Regions from separate parts of the Homo sapiens genome. Here region 2 is linked to region 1. Evidence: read pairs that join two places in POLR2A ChIA-PET (ENCODE). Cell type or tissue: CD4-positive, alpha-beta T cell. All regions are shown on one strand. Each heading gives the region's core, and the rest is flanking DNA. Links, peaks and the distances in the headings are about the cores only.

What was found. ChIA-PET counts read pairs that join two places held together with the same protein. Peaks named below come from ENCODE experiments on the same cell type or tissue, not always from the same donor. Only the 100,000 strongest peaks of a DNase experiment are listed, where the experiment ranks them.
Region 2: POLR2A ChIA-PET joins it to region 1 with 5 read pairs; 2 of 35 experiments call an interaction of 5 or more read pairs at or near these places.

What each region holds. Positions count from the first base shown.
Region 1 is chr4:88,789,999-88,795,689 of GRCh38, reverse strand. FAM13A (family with sequence similarity 13 member A) reads left to right here. Exons shown (of 24, transcript NM_014883.4): 9 at 5,063-5,104. Among named protein-coding and RNA genes, the nearest start is that of FAM13A-AS1, 83 kb to the right of the region's middle. In CD4-positive, alpha-beta T cell, for the core only: no CTCF peak of the experiment used is centred there; a DNase peak (open chromatin) is centred at 3,019.
Region 2 is chr4:88,970,353-88,976,043 of GRCh38, reverse strand. All of the region lies in intron 4 of FAM13A (family with sequence similarity 13 member A), which reads left to right. Among named protein-coding and RNA genes, the nearest start is that of FAM13A, 84 kb to the left of the region's middle. In CD4-positive, alpha-beta T cell, for the core only: no CTCF peak of the experiment used is centred there; no DNase peak of the experiment used is centred there.

The DNA of each region.
Region 1 (5,691 bases), core at 538-4,537:
TTTGAGAATAAAGATTGTTCAGAGTATCGAGGACATACCCTGAAGCCAGACTACATAGATAGAATGGAGCTGTGTAAACTTAGATACTTAAATTCTCTGCTCTTCAATTTTCTGTAAAATGGAAAAGGGATACAGTATATAAGTGAATTATCCATTACATTTTATAATTTTGTTAATATAGACCTTAGTGTAAAAACTAAACTTTCCATTTCTTTTTATGCTAAAACATACTAAATATATAAAATTGAAAACATCAATAATTGTCAAAAGAAGCTGTATAAAAGATGAGTATTCTGACATTTCGATGGGTTATATTTGATTTGTTAGAATAAATTTAATATAGCATTAAGATATAGCTGTGAAGAGTAATTTTTTCTTCAAATCAGGCTATTTAAAAGAATAGGAAACATGAATTAGAGAAGGTATGAGGATAAATATTTTCCTCTTTTTGAGTTATATCCATGTAGTATGTTTTCAATTTATATTCTAGTATATTATGCACAGTATGCAATTTTAAACCAAGATTTGAGGCTACCCAAAATGTCTGTAATGATGCAAAAGGATGATGCAACTTTTATCAGAGTTTAAATACCAACAAATGTTCCACTAAAGTTCTGCATATGATAATCATAGCTAGAGGTTAAAACAAAAGGAATAAATATTGAGGATTGAATTGTTTTAATGTATGACACTATGAAGAATGCACTAAAATTATGAACAAAATTTAATTTAGAAAGCCATTATACCATAACAAATATGTGCATTGTTATATATGTATAATGTTGATGCTGCATATCAACTTATCGTATTTTAAGATGATACTAAAAATACTATATTTTGTTAAATTGACAAATTAAGAATTTTAGGCTATTTTGATGATTGTTACATGAGCTTTATCCTTAGGTTTATTTAAGCGAACATCTCATAATTGTCTTTTTAATCCTTGCTCAATTAAAAAAAGAGTAAATTTAAATATTATATCCTAGAGAAACTGATAATTTTGTTAGACCTCATGTTTCCTAATAAAACGGTAATATTTTACAGGCAGGATTTTATATGCCATAGAGGAGAACATACTGAAATAAGACAACGCACAGAAAAGAGAACACATGCTTTTCAAGATGTCTCCATTTTGTAGATTTGAAACCTCTTTTTAAATGTATGCTTTTTTATTTCAAATCAAGAGATTTAATTAAAGAATCACTTGTCAACAGGCATCTGTGCATCTTATCACATGCAAATTTTACAGACTAATATTGCTGAGCATAATTGGCTTAAGGAAATATAGTTTGGGTTTTGCTAGTAAAAATAAAGACTAAAGATATTTCAATATGTCATAGAATATATTTCAAAGTAGGCTTAGAATCTATTTTAAATGACCATGCCAATAGAATATTCAGTTGCATCATCACTAACAGTAGGCTTAGGTTTGAATTTGGCCATAGAACTGGGATCTGCATATGAGTGAGCATCTTTCTTTCCATTTTAAATACTTGCTTTGTCAACATTAGGAAATGAACGCTTCCATATCCAACTGTTTATAATGCATAAGTAAGAAATTTTCTTAGCAAATCAGTCAAAGACGCTGAAAAAAAATTCATTATTCTTAGCTCTCCGAAGAGGGTAAAAAGCAAGCTACATACAGATGAAGAAGGAAATTTCTTTATCTTTCACTTTGGCTTATTTGCTTATTGTTTAAATGCTTATTGCCTTTTTGTCAGTGTCTTAGTTATGGAAGAAATCTCTATTGCTTTTGTTAAATATTCTTTAAAATTTTGTTAAGGGTGAATTGTTAAGTACATCCCACAGGAACTATGGCGGTGGATGCCTGACTAAATACCAAAGTTATTTTGGAATCTAATAAACCATAAATGTATCTGATACTATGTCATAAAACTAAATATGCAGTCATAACCTTTTGTAATCATGTAAACTTTAGGCAGTAAGCCTGAACCTGAGATAGAACAATTTTTTGAGGTTTCTTTTAGAGGTAAAAGAAACTACAGAGATCACTAGCCAGACCTTTCATTTTCTATGTGAAGAAACCAACCCAATGCAGCCAAGCTAACCAACAACCTGCCAGTGATTTTGTCTAATCAACTGCAGAGCCAAGACCAGAACTTTCTTTTCTGATTACCAGTGGAAAATATCTTCTCCTAATGCTTTATATAGGAATTCTATTAAAAGAACTTGAAATTATAGACTAGTTAAATATACCAGAAATTCCAAAGGACTATTAAAAACATCACACTTTATTCTAAAACTGTCCTAAAATAAATATGCTAGCAAAAATATGAATATGATTTAATTACTTGGTTTTATTATTGATTTATTCGTTTACTTTTGTACTCTGAGAAATGTGCTCTACAACTGATTTAGATGGTTCAGGTCATTTTTCTCTAAGCTGTTGGAGAAATTTCGATGTGTTGACTTTTATTCACTGAGGTTAACATGAGTTTTCCGTATCCTACCTTCATTACTTAGATTACAGTATTTAAAAATCATTATTGGGATATTTAAGTAATTGAAGTTTTGAAGAATTTTAGTTGCGAAGATAAGAGCCTCTGCCACTCAGTGTCTTCCACAAACCAACAGTATTAGAATCACTGAGGAATGTATTAGAAATGCAGTCTCAGCTTCCCCTTCCCAAGACCTAGACCTGCTGAATCACAGTCTGTATTAACAAGTGCCAAGGTGATTCCTATGCACATTAAGAATGAAGAAGCACTTATTTAAAGAGTTAGAAATCTCAGAACCTCATCTTGTTTGTTGTTTCCTTGTCTTTTTCTTTCTTGCCTTTCTTTCTTCACCCTCCCTTCATGGAAAATGAACATCAAAACATCAGGATCTGCTTTAATAGTCAAAAAGAAGACAGTTCAAAAGGATGTGGAAAGGAGGAGAGGAAATACATGTCTTCATTCTGAGATGGCATAGAGGACTAACAGGCTAATGACATGTCTTTGGAATGTTTTTTAGCATCTAGCAGATCCACATTCTTTACTCTCTTCTGGGTTTTCCCCGAGTCATTACTCATATGGGTCCCTGCTCTCAAAACCAAGGTTGTGTAACTGTACTGAGAAGTGGAGTATAGGAGTTAATTATATATTGTTGAATTTACAGAGGGTAAGCCACAAAGTAGCAAAAGCAAGGACTGCTTGTTCCAGTTAAAGACAGAAAGCAGAAAGGGTTTTATTGTTGGTTATGTAGCCTGGGAACCACTATGAATAACAGGCATTGTGAGGCAGAGGAGAAATTGTTGTAATTAAAAGCAAAGTAAAATACCTAAGGCCAGGCCTCCATATCCAAAGATGACTGTAGTGAGTAATGGATTGAAAGACAAGCTAGTGGAGTGATTAAGAGCTTAGACTCTGAGCTAAAACCTTTCTTGGTTCAAATCCTAGCTCATTTATTTCTTGGTTCTATGGCTGTGGGTAAGTTATTTAACCTTTCTAACCTCTTCATCTGAAAACAGGGAAAAGAGTAGTACCTCTTCATAGGGTTATTGTAAATAATAAGTGAAAAAAAAACTATGTAAAAGTACTTAGCACAGTGTCTGGAACATAGTAAGTACTCAGTAAGTCTTAGGGTGTTTGTATTTATTTACTTATCTTCTTAATTATTTAATACGAATTTGAATCAGCTTCCCTTTTACCTAATCACATGATTTTACGTGGTTTTTCTGGGTTTGTCTGTGGCCATAACAAAGAGCTACAGCTTTAGCTAAAGAAAATTATCTTGGGCGAAAGAGTAAACATTTTTTGATCACCTCTGGGATAATGAGTACTATGGAAGACATGATGGTGGTGGTAGTGGGAGGGAGTGTGATGAAAGAAAATGAGAAATATTGTACAGTCCCTTGAGGCCTTGAGATTCTACATTGAAAGAGATGAGATATACACTTACATGGGAGAAAAACCTGACAGATGATTCCCAAGCAACATATTCATATGTTGAAAATTATATCGTATAAATTAGAATGTTTGGAGTAATTGAAAGACAACTATCAATATTGGTCCTTAACAACTTTGATTTTCTTTGAATGTCTCTACAAAGAAAGAAAAGAACTATTAGGACTATTAGGTAGAACTATAGTTTGACACGACTAAAGATTGTCTCAAATCTGCTCAATATTTAACCTCTTCTTTTAAAGGATAGGCACTTTTAAATCTTGATTCACAAGCCAACTAAACACTAGAGGGCAGATTGTGAGAATGTAATGTGTTAATACAATTAAAATAGCTGCCAGCCTCAACACTCATTGTGGTTATGTGAACATAAGTGCAGGCATGAGGGGGAAAGTTCTGAAGCATGCTAACCTGATAGTGTTTTGTAATTTTATCATTCTACTTTGTGTTGACCACTTCTCAATACTTTTAAAAGAATTCAGGCTTTAAAAAAATGGGAAAATCATGAAAATTTGTAAGTGCTCAACAAAAACATTGTAAATTAGATGTTAAGCTGACACATTACAGAGCTTGAGATGCTTTCCATCCTGAGAAACTTAGGAAGAAAATGTGGCTTCGAAAAGATGGTTTAGAAATAGTCATATAGAAAACAATATCGGTTCCTTGTTCTCTATCCCTGTCGTCCCCACTGCCCTCTGCCTGTTGAGAGCAGAGTTTTAGAAAGATGTTCTGTTTCCTGGCCTAAGAGGAGAAGGAAGGGAATGGATTTGGGCTGGGAAAAGATAGAAATAGGTGAAGTAGGTGGCAGGAAGGCACATGGCCACAATTAACATTTTAGGAAAATGAAAAGACCTTGAACTAGGGCTGCTGTGGCAATAGGTTGACAGCTAAGAGATGGTTTTCCAAATTTAGTTATAGAATTGTCTGCCTTGGACAACTTTTAAAAGGAGAAAAAGCCACTGTTATAAGCAAGCAGGGCCATCTCCATTTCTAGAAACAAGTGAAAATGAGCATCTTTCATTGGATGGTTAAACATTGTTTTGGGGATCACTTGGGACTGAGCTAATTTCTTTCAGCCTGCGATCCACTTCACATGTTTGGTTCATCATCTCTGATCTTTCATCTAACCTGACTTTCTCTTTGCTTCTTTTCTGCAGTGCTCATGTACCCCAAGTCAGCAATGTGTCTGCAACCGGAGAGTAAGTTATTTGGGTTGGGTTTTTGGGCTTTGGGTTTTTTTTTTTTAATGCCCTGTCCCACTTATTAAACAGAAAAAAAAAGCAACTCTAATGGTGTACAGTATTGGAAAATTCAGATAATAAGCAGCCAGTGACTTTTAAACTATATGGAGGAGAGGACTACATAGGTATTCTTATTTGAGCTTCTATATGTGTATTCCTACAGACAACTCCAACATTGGAAAATATGAGCTTTTTGTTTACTTCATTAAAAATAATGCCAGGATCAATTAATATTAGCAAGTAGTCTAATGTACTTTGGGAGGCATCTTGCAATGGATAATGTAATTAAAGGTTAAACCATTAATCATGTCTTTACTCCCTACTTAGTTCATTTGACTGAACCTACATTGACTGAGTGCCTGCAACACGTCAGGCGCATGTTAGATGTGTAATGTCAAGGACGCCTTGGGCCCTGTCTTCAGGGATGTTACACTCTAATAGGGATGCAGAAAAGAAAGCAAATTAGTGATGGCAACAAGTCCCTGGTCCACAGGGCAGTGGCGGTACTCTCTTAATTATGTCATCACATGCCTTTTCCTCCAAAG
Region 2 (5,691 bases), core at 1,124-5,123, 180 kb before region 1:
GAAGAGAGCAGCGCAGTACATTTTATTTAACAAAGGATGACCTAAGGCTCTATAAAATGGCTGGTGGGTGGGTGTCAATGATTGGCCACAAATTATATAACTAGTTATGGCAAGACTAAGAATAAAATGTCTTCTGACTCCTGGACTGGTGTTTTGTCCTTTAGAGCACACATTTTCTCAAGATAATACTACAGATGTTATTTACTGTACCATACTTTATCTCACTCATCACGGGTTATTTGTGGAATTAATGACCTTCATTGTATCATTTGCCTTGATGTGGCCCATGTGTGCACAGAGTCCGTTGTTAAGTACAACTTTTAAAAATGGAAGAAAGCATTTAAAATGAATACTCTTTGCAGAGAAAAAGCAAATTCGGATTTTGGCAATTCTTTGTTTCTCATTTTCCATGCTTCTAAAAGAAAATTCAAGTGAATGCAAAATTATTTTAGTAATGCAGTTTGGTTGCTGTCTATAAGACTTCAAAATGAAAATTAGTACTATATGTCTTACTCAAGAGTAATCTTGAAAATGGCTATTGACCCTTTAAACTCCTTGCAGCATCATTCAGTGATGACAAGTAGAAAATTTAGGTATATACACACAAAAATAAATATATTGAGGCATGTTTATTAGGTATTCACAGAATTCAGTGGCAAATTTTTATTCCCAACATTATATGTGGGAGTATGTGTGTGCACTTATGTAATAATCTCCAGAATTATTATCTCAACCCTGTGTCTACCTTCTACTTGCACAGCTATCTTTTATTTTCTCCGACAAGGTTACTATGGAGATTCAATCTTGGGGAAACAGGATTCTGCTCTGCCCTCTGTTACGAATCAGCTTTGTGACTTTAAGAAAGTCACACAATTTTTCTAACCCTCTATTTTCTACTAGGTGATATGTGAATTTCTTTTGAGCGTTTAGATTTTTATATGATTTTATTTTTCTACAAGTTTTATCATTAATTTACTTATTTGGTAAATGTATTAAATTACCAAATATTTTTTGAGTACATACTGTATGCCAGCAGGCAGTATCCCAGATGTCAGCCAAACAACATGGTTCATGCCTTTGGGGAAGAAGGCTCCTTATGTAATTACTGAATTACAGTTGTGATAAGTGCTGCAGTGGTGTTAATAATAGAGATGCTAACTGTGCTGACTATGAATGTCTATGCCCGAGAACTAGCTTGTATTTCATTCAAACTTACCTAACTCTGAACTCTCCCCATTTTAGTGCATTCCGCAGACCCCAAGCTCTCTTCATCTCTTTCTTCTGGTTTTGATAACTTCTTAACTAGTTTCCCCTCTTTGATAACTTCTTAACTAGTTTCCCCTCTTTGGTCTCACCAACCCAAATCCAAATCCACACTGCATTATGTTTAAAATATAAAATTAGCCGGTCATGGTGGCGGGTGCCTGTAATCCCAGCTACTCGGGAGGCTGAGGCAGAGAATTGCATGAACCCAGGAGGCGGAGGTTGCAGTGAGCCAAGATCACGCCATTACACTCCAGCCTGGGCGACAGAGCGAGAGTCTGTCTCAAAAAAATTAAAAATTAAAAAATAAATCAGGTGACTTTTGGTTCCTGGTCTAGCATTTAAGGAGCTTGGAATCACCACTCGTTCCTAACAACAAGTAAAAAGCTGAACAAACTGAAAAATCAACAACACTTCTTAGATTTGGAAGAGTGTTGAGGTCACAGGAAAAACAAGTGCCCCAAAATTGGTCAGACAGACAGGCAGATACAGAGAATCACTATTTGCCCCAGTGGAAACCAGCAAGGAAGGGTAGAACAACCTGAACTGTAATTGACAAATTGCTGGAAGCTCCCGGTGGATAAGTCTGTCAGTTAACTCTAGGGCCACTGAGTCATCTGGAGAACTCCATAATTTTGGGAGTTTTGCCTCCTGAAACTCTACCCGATTCTCACAGTGAATACTGGAGAAAAATCCCTTCATGCTTCTGACATGGGGAGGAGAAAAGGAACCAATTTGAAATATACTAGAGCATTTTGCTCTTAAAGGGTTGCCTTCGAGGAAAGCTATTTAACCAGAGCCTAACCTGCCAGGGATTTCTCAGGGCCTAACTGACCTGGGGGAAGGAAAATACCCAATTCCAGCCCCATCCAGTCATCCTGTCCCATGTATGGGTAGGAAAAACTGAGAATCACTTGTGAAGTTTACAGTTGAGGGGCACAGGCTCACTAAAAGACAGACCTAATCATGGGGCTGTAGAACTCTTCCCCTCTCCTAGTACCTTGACATCACATTATTAAAGGCCAATTTACAGCAGTTCCCTTTACCCAGTACATCATGTCCAGCCATCATGAAAAAAATCACAAAGCAGACTAAAAGAAACAAAAACATAGGTTAAAGTGGCAGAGCAAGCATCAAAATCAGACTTGGATAAGGCAGGGATGTTGGAATTATCATACTATGATTTAAAACAATAGGATAAGGGCCCTAATGGATAAAGTAGACAGAATGCAAGAACAGAAGGGATTGTAAGCAGAGAGATGGAAATTCTAAGAAAGAACCAAAAGCAATGCTAGAAATCAAAATTACTGAAACAGAAATGAAGAATGCATTTAAAGGGCTCATTAGTAGGCTGGTCATGGCTGAGGAAAGAATTTCTGAGCTTGAGGGCATTTCAATAGAAACCTCCAAAACTGAAAAGTGAAGAGAAAAAATACTGAAAAACATGGAATAGAATATCCAATTACTGTGGTATAATTGTAAAAGATATAACATACACATAATTAGAATCCCAGAAGTAGAAGAAATAGAGAAAGGAACAGAAGAAATATTTGAAACAATAATGACTGAGAATTTCCATTCACTAAACCAGAGATCCAATAAGCTCAGAGAATACCAAGCAAGATAAATGACAAAAAAAAAAAAAAAAATTATGCCTAGGCTTGTCATTTCAAACTGCAGAAGATCAAAAGTTCTGAAAGAAGCCAGAAGAATAAAACACTTTACCTATAGAGGAGCAAAGAGGTAAGCTCTACATCTGACTTCTCTGAAACAATGCATGCAAGAAGAGTGTGGATAAAATATTTAAAGTGTTGAGAGACAATCCTTAAAGTAGAACGTTGTACCCTATAAAATTATACCCAAAAGTGAAGGAGGCCAGGCACGGTGGCTCACGCCTGTAATCCCAGTACTTTGGGAGGTCAAGGCAGGTGGATCACCTGAAGTCAGGAGTTCGAGACCATGCTGGCTGATGTGGTGAAACCCCATTTCTACCAAAAAATACAAAAATTAGCCAGGTGTGATGGTGCACACCTGTAGTCCCAGCTACTTGGGAGGCTAAGGCACAAGAATCTCTTGAACTGGGAGGCAGAGGCTGCAGTGAGCCAAGATCACACCACTGCACTCCAGCCTAGGCAACAGAGTGAGACTCTGTTCTCCCCCCCAAAAAAAAGTGAAGGAGGGGCTGGGTGCAGTGGCTCACACCTGTAATCCTAGCACTTTGGGAGGCCAAAGTAGGTGGGTCACTTGAGGTCAGGAGTTTGAGACCAGCCTGGCCAACATGGTGATACCCTGTCTCTACTAAAATACCAAAATTAGCCAGGCGTGGTGGCACGCACCTGTAGTCCCAGCTACTCAGGAGGCTGAGGCAGGAGAGTTGCTTGAACCTGGGAGGTAGAGGTTGCAGTGAGGCGAGATCGCACCACTGCAATCCAGCCTGAGCAACAGAGCAAGACTCTGTCTCAAAAAAAAAAAAAAAAAAAAGTGAAGGAGAAGCAGAAACTTTTTCAGACAAACAAAAATTGAGGGAATTTGTTGACAGTAGACCTGCTTTGCAAGAAATGTTAAAAATTCTTAGGGAGAAGGAAAATGGTGTAAGTCAGAAACTTGGATCTACATAAAGAAAGGAAGAGCATCAGAAGGAATGAGTTAGGGTAAAAAAAAATATTTTTCTTATCTAATGGATAACAGTTTATTCAAAATAATAATAGTAACAATATATTTAATTATGTATATATATGTGTTTATGTATGCTCACGTATAAATGACATGAATGACACAAATGATACAAGCAGCAAAGAAATAGGATTATTGTTATTGAAGGAGATGTAGAAAAGTTTTGAACTGTGGCAGCAGTCTGGTCTTCTAAATTTGATATGTGTAAATTAAAGTTTTCTTTATATTCTCATTATGTTAGGGTTTCAACTAGTTTCCTTTTCCTTGCAGTAATTTGATATTAAAAATAGTAGAAGTGTTCCAGGAGCGGTGGCTCATGCCTGTAATCTCAGCAACTCAGAAGGCTGGTGGGAGGATTGCTTGAGGCCAGGATTGCTTGAGACCAGATTGGGCAACACAGTGAGACTCTGTCTCTTAAAAGTAAAGAATAAAACAAAGCTGGGTGTGGTGGTGTGTTCTTATAGTCCCAGCTACTTGGGAGGCTAAGGCAGGAGGTTCTCTTGAGCCAAGGAGTTCAAGGCTGCAATGAGCCATGATCATGCCACTGCATGCTAGCCTGGGTGACAGAGTGAGACCCCAACTTGAAAAATATTTAAAATTCATGTATTTAGCAAAGAAAGGGTCCCAGAGCCATTTTTAAAAAGTCCCAGTCTTTCAGAACAGTTCATTATTTTAATAATTCTAAAAAGTAAATAATAAAAATATACCTAAAAGTCTATGAAGACTGCCAAATACATGCTTGAATGAAAACGAAAAGCATCACTTGAGAGAAGACAGTTTGTTCATTTGTTGTTATCCAAAAGACAGTTACTAAGCCCTAATACAAGGTAGCCTTCTATTAACTAAATTTTCCCTTTGATGACTTTTGTGCCTTTTCTTTTTCTCTTTTTGAGGCAGAGTCTCACTCTGTCGCCCAGGCTGGAGTGCAGTGGCGCGATCTCGGCTCTCTGCAAGCTCCGCCTCCCGGGTTCATGCCATTCTCCTGCCTCATGCCATTCTCCTGCCTCAGCTTCTCCTGCCTACAGGCGCCCGCCACCACGCCCGGCTAATTTTTTGTATTTTTAGTAGAGATGGGGTTTCACCATGTTAGCCAGGATGGTCTTGATCTCCTGACTTCATGATCCACCCGCCTCGGCCTCCCGAAGTGCTGGGATTACAGGCGTGAGCCACTGCACCCGGCCAACTTCTGTGCTTTTTCAAAGAACTAATTTATGGCTTTGATCATTTTTTCCTACTGTGTTATTATTTCCAAGTCATTAATTTCATCTCATTTTTATTATCCCTCTCTTTGGGTTTATTTTTTGGTTCATTTTCTAACGTATTAAGCCATCTGTCCCACAGAGTTTGCTATCTCTTGTTTCATTATCACTGAGTTCTGAAATTTTTTAAAATTTCAATTATGACTTCTTCTTTAACCTCTACGTTATTTAGCAGTGTGTTTTATTCCAAATATATAGTTGTTTACTTTTTGTTAAATTTTAATTTCTTTCTAATTGAAGATCAGTCTATATAATACTCAATTTTTGAAATTTATTAAGGCTAAAATATAGATATATCAGATATGTATTATATAGATATATCAAATATATCATCTATCAAATATATATAGTGTATCTATATATCTGATATATATCTGATTATTATGTATCATATATATATATATCTCTCTCTCTCAGATCATCTCTCTCTTGTTTCCAAGACCTTTATTTAGTGATATTTTCTTTTCCATGGCATTCAAAGCCTTTAATGATTTGG